Linked DNA regions of Homo sapiens: region 2 is linked to region 1. Evidence: chromatin loops called from intact Hi-C (ENCODE). Cell type or tissue: K562. All regions are shown on one strand. Each heading gives the region's core, and the rest is flanking DNA. Links, peaks and the distances in the headings are about the cores only. Region 1 overlaps LOC124901404 (a long non-coding RNA gene). Region 2 has its middle 120 kb from the start of LINC00326.

Evidence for each region. A loop is a pair of places that touch in the nucleus more often than their neighbours do. Peaks named below come from ENCODE experiments on the same cell type or tissue, not always from the same donor. Only the 100,000 strongest peaks of a DNase experiment are listed, where the experiment ranks them.
Region 2: it touches region 1 in a loop (4-fold over the local background); 5 of 110 quality-filtered maps call a loop at or near these places.

What each region holds. Positions count from the first base shown.
Region 1 is chr6:134,094,386-134,099,773 of GRCh38, reverse strand. The region is part of intron 2 of LOC124901404 (a long non-coding RNA gene); the gene reads right to left. Among named protein-coding and RNA genes, the nearest start is that of SLC2A12, 44 kb to the right of the region's middle. In K562, for the core only: a CTCF peak has its summit at 2,452 (motif pointing right); a DNase peak (open chromatin) is centred at 2,483.
Region 2 is chr6:132,960,445-132,965,832 of GRCh38, reverse strand. No RefSeq gene overlaps it. Among named protein-coding and RNA genes, the nearest start is that of LINC00326, 120 kb to the left of the region's middle. In K562, for the core only: CTCF peaks have their summits at 2,659 (motif pointing left) and 4,008 (motif pointing right); DNase peaks (open chromatin) are centred at 1,502 and 2,692.

The sequences.
Region 1 (5,388 bases), core at 306-5,305:
GAAAATGAATGGATAACCAGGGTCACCAGGCAATCGAAGAAAACACATTCAATTCAGTAATTCTTTTGGCATTACTATGAGGATTAAGTCAGATAATGTGTGTTAAATGCTTAGTATTTATCACTTAGCACGTATTCTATAAGTGATAATTATTACTTTAGATAATTAAATGTAAAATCTGAGAAAAAGTCAATAGAGCCCCTAAAGTTTCATTTTTTTCAATAATTCTCACACAAACTCAATAAATTTTAGAAAATTCCTCCTATCTGGTAGGCACTGGGAGTATAGTTGTGAAGAACTGGCAAAGACCCCACCTTGATGAAGTAGACATCTTAGGGCAGAGGCATACCACCAACAAATAAATCCATAATATCATGGAGTGACTGGTGCTCCAAATTAACATAGGGCTCAGCTGGTTCAGGGATGGAGTGTAATGGGATGGAGTGAGGAAGGGGATGGCTGCCTTTGTTAGCATGTTTCGGGGAGCCCTGGATGTAGAAGTCACATTTAAGCAGAGGTTCTGAGTGATATGAGGAAGCAAGTCATTGCAACATCTGGGAAGAGCGCTCCAGGTGGGTAAAACAGCAAGTGCGAATACTCTAAAGTGGGAATGTTCAGGCAGAGTTAGAAGTCTTGTGAGACTGGGCACAGTGTGGAAGAAGAAGGTCCAAGGAAATAAGGTCATTCCTGCCCGGTTTCTGTGCAGCCTGGAGGCCATTCTAAGGACTTTGGATGGAATCTGAAATATGAGATGGAGACATTGAGGAGTTAGAAGAGAGAAGGCTCATGATCTGGTTGACACTTATAAAAAGTGAATTAGAAGACATTTCAGTAGTCCTGGGAAAGAAGATGGCAGCTTGCCTAGGGTATTAGCGATGGTGGAGATGAAAAAGGTCAGACGAGGGCTGTATTTTGAATGCAGAGCTGTTGAGTTGTCTATGGACTGACTTTGAGACGTGAGACAAAAAGAGAAGCTAAAGATGGCTTCAACCTGAGTAATGCGATGAAAGGCCATGTGGTTTGCTAAGGATCATCCTTAGTGGGATGAGAGCACCAAGGAGCAGGCTGGGAGGACTTGAAGGCGTGTGATCGTTAAACACTAGTGTTAGATGTGTTGCAGCAGTTCTCTGTAATTAGTCTAAAAGCCCTCATGTAAGAAAAGTGACCATTCAGATTTAACAAGATTGGGATTCAGAAAAGGAGACAATGACTAGAAAATTGGATTCTAATAGAGTTAAGACAGAAACATCTGGTAACAGTTTCCTCACATCTCTGGCACTGGGGAATAGGGGTTATTAATTGAATTGCACTGTGTGTTCATTGTGATTTGTAGCATATGTATGTGACTGAGACACAGATATTAATATGGAAGAATTTCCTCCTCCTCATGACCTTCTGAGGACTTCAAGGGGCCTGCTTTACTCTTGGGCCTTTTTGGTATTGATTAGGGTAATTGATAAAGAGAAGATTTGGCAGCAGCTGAGAAAAGATAGGCAAATTTACACCGGAAAGGGCATGATCCTACAGAAAAAAATTGTAAAGTGAAGAAAGGGGAACAAGAGGCTGACGGGAGACAAGAAACAGTGTGGGAACGTCACAGTGAATTCCGGCTCAGGGACTATGTGATCCGGGAATGGCTCGGCCATTTGTCTTCTATAATAATATTCACATTCTAGAAGCTGTTTTTAGTAATTAAATGCTGCATTTTTAAAAGCATTATCCATTTTTTATTTGCTTATAGACATATGTTTCAAATCTTGGCACCATAATAAATTGGATTTGTAGAAACATGTGAACATTCAAGATAGAAATACTGCTTTAAAAAGGGTTATAACTTGAAATGACCCTCAATTAAACATATTTTAAGATCTTAAATAATTTCAAGAAGTAAAAATTAAAACTTTAGTAAAATTTCAGACTTTCCATTATGTTTTGCTATTGTAAGATTATGAAAACAAACAGATTAATATCTTAGAAATCAGAAGTGTTCCAAAATAACCAAGAAGCTTTCTTTCATGTCTACCTTAGGAAGAAATATTAATAATAATAACAACTAATATTCACTGAGCACATATTGTGTGCCAAGCACTGTCCTGAGTATGTCTATTTTATGGATGAGAAAGCAAAGGTACAGAGAGCTTATGAAGGTCACACAGGTAGGAAACAGCACAGCCATGCATATCCGTGCTCTTAGTCTCTGCAGCAAATTGTGAAATTCTTTCAGGAAGCCAATTTGAATAAAATTCATAAGAATTTTAGTTCTTAAAGAATTTTAGTTTCTCTTTTGCTTTAGTTAAAATCTCACTAGGTTAGTTAAATTCTGCTACTAAAATATTGTTACATTCAATGAACTTTTTATGCAAGGTAGTCAAACTAAAACAAAAGCTAAAACAAAGCCTCCGCTCTCCATCCATCACTTCATTTTATAAGCTATTATAGCAACTTCACCAGCAGATGGCAATGTTGGCTTGGAAAAGTCTGGTGAGCCCACTGCAAATGATTCAAGGGCCAGAATTTTCTGGCACTGGAGAAAAAAGGAGCTGCTTAAGGCTTTTTGAAAGAAGATTTTTGTTTTTGTTTATATAATGATACTGTTGCTTTATTATTTTATGACTTCTCTCTAACCTTCAAGCATTAGCGTTAGACTTGTAGCGAAGGAAAATTCTAGAAACCTTAAAATCACAAGATTTCTGAAACAACACTTTGATTGGACTCATTTTATCAGAGACAAAAAATGTCTGCATGACAACAGACATTAAGTATGCTTACTTGCCTTTTTTTTTTTTTTCTTTCTTTTTTGAGACAGAATCTCGCTCTGATCCCCGCTGCCCCGCCACCCGGGTGGAGTGCAGTGGTGCGATCTGGGCTTACTGCAACCTCCGCCTCCTGGGTTCAAGCAATTCTCCTGCCTCAACCTCTTGAGTAGCTGGGATTACAGGTGTGCACCACCACACCCAGCTAATTTTTTATATTTTTGGTAGAGACAGGGTTTTGCCATGTTGGCCAGGCTGGTCTCGAACTCCTGACCTCAAATGATCCGCCCGCCTCGGCCTCCCAAAGTGCTGGGATTACCGGTGTGAGCCACCGCACCTGCCCTCTTACTTGTTTTTCAAAAATGAAGACAACATTTTAAATTGTAGTTACTTAAAAAGAGATGCAAAACATGTTTTCCCCAGGACTGAAGTACTATAAGATCATAAGATTTAAAAGCTAAAAGGTAATTATAATTTTAAGCTCATTAATTATATTGCAGTTTCACTGAAGTCGTATAAACACCATAAAATAAGATAAATAAGATCATTTAATAGAAAAAAAATCCCTTAAATCATTTGTCTTATGTAATGTAAATGTCGTTTGTAAATATTTACTTGCCTGATTTTCCCAAGGTATTTGATTTTCTCGCTCACTCTATGTTTTCCATAGTAGTAGCTAAAATCACTTTTGTAATGAACTAATGTCAGCAATGCCATAAATGCTGAATATTTCAGGGAGTCCTTATATTAAAATTAAAAGAAACTTCTCTAAGCAACTTTGTTGGGGCTCAAGTACTAATTTATATGGAATTACCTGCTGTTAGTGCCTGTCACGAGTTTTAAAATCATGAACAAGTTTAGACAGAGAATATCTCCTTCAACTTACTAATCTCTTATAAACTGATTATACTCATTTTGAGATTAATCATTCTGAGGTTTTCATTACTTGTATTGGTGCCGCAAAATGGTAAACTTGTACTGAGACTTATTAGTTCCAAACACAAATAATAAGAACCAGTAGACAATTTTCCAAAGTGGATGGCAGAAAGTTTGGCTCTGTGTGACTTAATTTGTTCATTTACTCATTCATTCCTAATTTATTTTTTTCAATAAACGCATACCAAGCACTAAGATATTAGGGCTATAGGGTTGATGAAAACTGTCAAAGTCCTGCCTTGAAGGAACTTACATTCTAAGAGGCTTATAATAAAAGCTCATGTTTATTAACTGTAAGACATACTTACTGTTATAGTGACATTATACTGACTACTGTAAGCAATACTCTTATTTAATCTTCATAATAAATGCATGAGTTTGGGGCTGGGTGTGGTGGCTCACGCCTGTAATCCCAGCACTTTGGGAGGCCGAGGCCAGCAGATCACCTGAGGCCAGGAGTTAGAGACCAGCCTGCGCAACATGGCAAAACCCTGTCTCTACTAAAAAATACAAAAATTACCCGGGCATGGTGGCATGTGCCTGTAGTCCCAGCTACTCAGGAGGCTGAGACAGGAGAATTGCTTGAACCCAGGAGGCAGAGGTTGCAGTGAGCTGAGATTGTACCACTGCACTCCAGCCTGGGAGATAGAGCGAGACTCCATCTCAAAACAAAAAAAAAAAAAAAAAAGAAAAAAAAGCATATGAGTTTGGTTCTAATTTACATCAAATGAATAAATATCAAGTAACTTGATATCTTATAGCATGATAGTTTTACCTTGGAAATGGGTGTAAAATTTATTTTTTGGTTGCCAAAAAATGCCATTTGGATAATAAGGGATTGTCTATGGTTTAGATGAAACTGATTTGATCCATCAAAAAGATTTACTGAACAATTACTATGTGTCTAGTACTCTGCTATAAATTAGGTAAGAAATGGAAAATTATTCCCTTCCTATAAGCCACATATATTCTAGTTACATAGCTGTATTCATTTTTATTCCATTATTTAAGATGGCAACCCGTGAGGAGTCTCTGACCCATCCTCTTCCTACTTCTTATTAAAATTCTTGGGAAAAGAGTATCCAACAGAGCCAGTTACACAGGAGGGTTGACAAGTGGCAGGCATGGGAGCAATGGTGCATGGACTCAGGGTTTCAATCTGAGACCTCCTATTGAAAAAAAATAAATAAATAAAAAATAAAATTCTGAGGAAAAGAGAAATATATAAAAACTTGCAGCACTGAAAATCAAGACTGGTAATATTCTAGACCCTAAGAGAAATGTTTCTTAACTCTCAGGAATGGCCTGGGTTGAAATGCCCAGCCTGTGCTGTGACACAGGAAACTGAACAGCCTTAATACCTCCCAAACCGTCTACCCCTGCTCCAGAAATGCAAGGACTGGACTGGAAGGAAAAATGAAAACAAAAAAACTCAGGCATCTCTTCCTCCCTGCTGTGACTGCAACTCCCAGAAGACAATTGAACTAGTAGAGAATGCATTGAATCTTGGGCTATGTAATCTCCTAAGTAAAGTACTCTAAGCAGAAAGTGCCAGCTCTGTAAGGAATCACTTTTCATATTCTCTTTGTGTTCAGTGTCAGAGAAATAGTAGAAGAGGTAAAATACAATCCCATTGGTTCCACAGAACAAAGCTAGATGTAAGCAATTGGTTAGCTGCTAGAATTTGGGCTAGGAGCTG
Region 2 (5,388 bases), core at 211-5,210, 1.1 Mb after region 1:
CAAGCATTTCAGATAAGGGACACTCAACCTGTATATATACTCTGTATGCATATAGAGTGTGTGTGTGTGTGTATATATATATATATATATATGTATATGTATATATATATATATATGTATATGTATATATATATATATGTATATGTATATATATATGCATATACATACAGAGTATATATATATGCATATACATACAGAGTGTATATATATATACTCATATATATACACACATATAGAAGTTTAAATATATGCTTTTACTATATATAAGATTTCATATATATGTATATATGTGTATGCAGAGTATATATATGTGTGTGTGTATATATATTATATATATATTCTGTACAAATACACACTAACACACATACACTTAGGAACTCACTTTTAAAGATGGACTCCCAAAATATATAAAATCATGCACATAAGATCCTCAACCATCACATAGAATATTTATTATGTATTTATTAAGACTATTCCACCTAGTGGCATATGCATTTAATGCTCTCATTCCACAAAATGAAGTGCAGTGTTGAGATAACCATGATGATGCAGACAGAAACCCACATGTGCCTTTCAGGTAATGACTTTCTCTTGCTTGGAAAACTACAAAGTAAATTTGAAACCATGGGCAACACGGTGGCAGTCACATGGATAAGATTAAAAAAAAAAGAAGAGGAAGAACAGAAACATCAGGAGCCTTTAAGCTGTTTTCTAAATTCAGAATCACCAGAATATTTATGTTGGCAGCATCCCTTAACTCTCAGCAGGAGATTTGACAGAATGTACTCTATACATAACCCGCACAAGCCCCAGATCAAGGGGAGAGTATTTGCATAAACAGAATCCTAGAGACCATGTCATCACTATCTTTCTCTTCCTGCTTCTTCCTTCTCTACCCTACAAGCAGGTTGTATTGAGTTTCCTGGGCTACCTTCCATGAACATCAAGGAATGCAACAGAGATGAATGTTACATCGACACCAGCAGTGCCACCACAAGAGAAACTGTTTGTACACTCTTTTCATTTCTCAGTGCAAGCAAGCATCTAAAGACTTTGCACCTGTTCTAGTTAGCTCTGGCAAATGCAGTCTGTATTTATATTAATAGAATGATGTTTTCATAACAAAATGGACATGTAGGGATTGTGGCATTTACTTTGGATGCTCTCATATGTGTGCAGATTGGGAGAGGGATGACTGTTACATAAAGTCCCATGGCAAGGGAAGAAGACCCACACATCCCACACTGAATCATCAGGGGACAGTTTGAGAACCTTTTGTGGAATGACCAGAAACTCAAGTATTAGAAATTAAATTAGATACTTGATAAAGAGGGAAATAAGCTGGATATAAATGGGCTTTTCATGGGTAGTTTGAAACTATGAACTCTTTCGTGTTCCATCTCCTGTTTCTGTAATTTGTGTCTTATCTCTCCAGAGCAGAGCTGAGAACTGGTGAGATCATTTTTGGCTCCATTCCTGAAAGTTTGTTTTGAGTCACCAGTGTAAATATTGCCCACCCAATCCGTACATTTGCACAAATTAACTGAAACCAGCTACCCAATTCCTTGTTCATATTTGGATCTGTTGATTAACCCTGACAGCTGTAACCTCATTAGTCCAAGCTCTGGCCATAGCTGAGCAGCTGTCAAATTAGGAGGAAGTGGACTCACTGAGGTTGCCTCTATGGACCAGGCATGTTAAAATCAATAGGCGCTCTAAAAGGTTTCAGTTATGATTCTAATTCTAATTTATGTTGTGCTGTGGGCTCTTCACCTAGATCTATAATATGGCCCCGAAATTGGTTGTTTTTGAAGAAAGCAGGGGCTCTCTCACAAAGCGGGAACATAGGTTTTACCTGGAAGACACTGGGTCTGCATAGGTTGGAAATGGGTTTTTAGCATGCATTGTAACACAGACATTTTAATATATTTTAAAATATTAGTTTCTAATGTATTTTTTGGCAAGAGTGATTCTGTTAGTTTTGACAAGAGGCCAACAGTGTCCTGATCAGAGGAATAAGAAAGATCCTGCGGCTGGTACTCACTAGAAAATGGAGATAAGTAGGTAGGAAAGAGTTAGAAAACACTCCTATAGGAATGAGGTTTTCCTAACTAGAACACAAAGTTCTTGGGGTGAATTCTGTTCATTTCTATATGAATCTGTAAGGAGGAATTGGGAAGTGAACATTCACAGTATCTACTAATTAAAACCTGGATGTTCAGGGAAGGAGATCATTTTCCATCTGCCAAAGTGTTGAAAAGGACCCTGGGATAGGGTCAAACGCAATGTGTGAATTTTCTTGGCAGCATTTTCATCATGGGGCGATAGCAGGTTGGAGCAGAAGATGGTCTAAGAAAAATCTGGAGACCTCAGTCCTGGTCCCAGTTCTGCCGCAGTCTACTAGTATGGGTGTTGGAGGAATCCTCAATCTCTCTAGATCTCAGCAGACTCATTTATAAAATGAGGACGTTTCTGAGATGATTGCAATGGTCCTGTCCATCTGCAGTGATTAGAGCCTCTCAGAACAAATACATTATTATAAGAATATGCTCCATCATGGCCCAAGGTGGGTCTACATTCTAATTTTCTAGCTTTAGGGAATTCTCTTCCAGTCTTTTGTAGTGCCCTGTAGCCTATTATGCAGGCAGGTACTGTCCTTTGGCACCCCCTGGTGGCATCTGCAGCTGTTAAACCTGCCTTAATCATGGGGGCCTCACCGGTAAGAAGGCTAACTGTGGGGACTGGTAGGAGCCCAGGTGCTGTTTACAAGGGAAAAAAGCAATCCAGAATCTCATTTTTCCATTTTAGCTTTTAACTCATCGCATCTTAGAGGCTTAGATAAGCATGTTGATTTTAAAAAGCAGCTGTATTAATCAGATGCTAATAAAGCATCTAGCTTTCTTTAGGTTGAAGGATTTTGCGAATGACCAGGACTTCTGTTTCTATTATTGTGAGAAAATAGACCAAGAAAAGAGGAAGTATTTAGGTATTTAGTGGAAACCAAATGCTTCCTGTGCACTTGACTAATTTAAAACTCCCAGAAAATATTGGATAATGTGTACCCTGACATTTCCTAGGTATAGATTAAAGCAATAAAAAAATATTAAAAGGTTACTGAGCTTTTTCCTACCCCTTTCCTTCAATTTAAAAATCATTTACAAAGGAAGCTCTGAAAGTCAGAAGTTAGATTTAAAAAAAAAGGGAGAGAGAGAAAGTAGGTTCTTAATGTTATGGAATGACAGGTAAATATATTTTAACTATTGTGAGTCCTTATAATCCCTCAAATCACGATCATCTACAGGTAAGTTATTAATTAGATTATATTTGCCCTAATTGCATCAGTTCTACTGCTTTTGTTTACAATTATCGTCTTGCTGCGACTTTGGAAGTGTATTGAAACTTTGTAAAAAAAAATTGTCTTTGATTTACTGTAAAAGCATCTACAACATTTTTAATTTAAATGATTTCAAATGCCAAAAGTTTTGACTATGCAAAGAAACTAAGTAAATACAGTATAAAGAAAGAGGAAAAAACCCACAAAACTTTAATTATTCTAAATTACGTTAATTTAGTTTGATATGATTATAACAACTATAACTATTTCCAGGTAGGGCTAAAAGAAAAAAAAAAAGTCATAGGAAAGAGAAAAGTGAATATTCCCTAAAGGAGAAAAACATTTCTTTGCCATGTTTACTTGACTCCTTCTGGCAAAAGGCTGTTAACAGTTGTACCACACGGTTCAACCAGAGCTTGTTTCCAGAAAAAAAATATATATAATTGCATCTCAGAGATTTGGTTTGGAAAATCTGCTTTTGTTTCCAATGCCTTGTCTCTTTTCAACCACGTTTATAAGCATTTTCCAAGGTCTTTACGAGCACTTTGCCTGCCTCTCCACGCTCCTAAATATCACCCTCTCCTCCTTATGGCCAGCCACGTTTTCAGCCTTGGCCAAGGAATAAAACATTGGTTCACCTCAAAGGCTGCCATTAAATTTACCTCATTTATTGACCAGCAGGAGGTGCACCACCCTACTGAGGTCAGCCTTAGCTACAATGCTGCAGAGCCTATTGGCACCCCAGACTGCTACCCTGTTAAATGACTGGCGGGCCCCCTGGGCCAGGTAAATCCTACTGTTGACATATTGGTGGCAATGCCCTTGGAACACCTTTGATCCATTAGTATACTCTCTCCATTCAAGGGTGTATTTTACTGTGTGTTGACTAAAAGCAACCAGGTATAGAGGAGTGAAGGAAACAAAGTGAGCTCCTACTGGAAGAATAAGCCATTTATACTTCTCTGCAGTAGATATCAGGTCTACTAGGACATCAAGTTTAAGGCAAATAAAGCCTTGAGAATTCCACTCTTTGGATAGAACCACCATGGGGCCTCTGCTGCCCTTGAGGTGGTCAGTAGTAAACTGCCTACGAACGTGCAAGCTCACTAAAAGCCATGCTTTCACTGCTGAATGGCCCTTTGGCATGGATTTCTTTGCTTTTCCTCATCATCGCTTTGTCATTCTGTAAAAATGTGAGCTCTGTCAGCACAATGACTATTTAAAACAACCTTGAGTACTTGAATACACTGTTACATAGTAATAGTGCCTGCAGTATCTGCTTGTATTTTTTAAGAGGCTGATAAAAGATCATATTCAATATAAGGGGGCGGGGGGTTTCCTTCTCTTGATGCAATTAAGTACATAAAAATGTGCCAGATGGGAAACGCTAGATATCTGAATAATCATTTTATTCATAGACCGTCAAATGGCATCAGGCAATAATCCCTTAAATGTTCCCACTTTAAACCCTGCAAACACGCCACTCTCAGTCCTGACCTGGAGTGACCAGGTTAGATGGTCAGGGCTCTCAAATCCGAATGCTGATTCAGGCCTTCTTTCTCTGCTGCCAATAATAGTTCGTCTAGGTGCCAAATTTAGTGGTGGTTTCTTATGATGCGGATACCTGTCCAGCAGGAATTGGACTGCGACCACAAGCCATTTTCCTTAAGCCACAGAATAACTGTCAGATGGTAACTGCTGATAGTCACTGCTCGCCAGGCTCAGCAGTTTCCAAGTAAAAGACTTTTGAGCCCCCTATTAATCCCACAATTAAACAAATTTTGTCATTATGTAGAAATTCCCTGGGGTGAAAATTCAATGTTCGATCTTCAATTATTTCAAAACAAAACAAAACAAAAAACAAAACAAACAGAGCAACAACAACAAATTCCCTTCTTTTCTCCCCCATGGCTTGGTCCTTTTCCTCTTACTCTTGTGTTAATGATTTTCCGTTAAGCCACATCAAATTCTGTTGGGCATCAGTGAGAATTAAAGTTTTTCAAATTTCAAGTTTTATTCATGCATCGCATTCTTCTGAGAGCGAAAAGTATTTT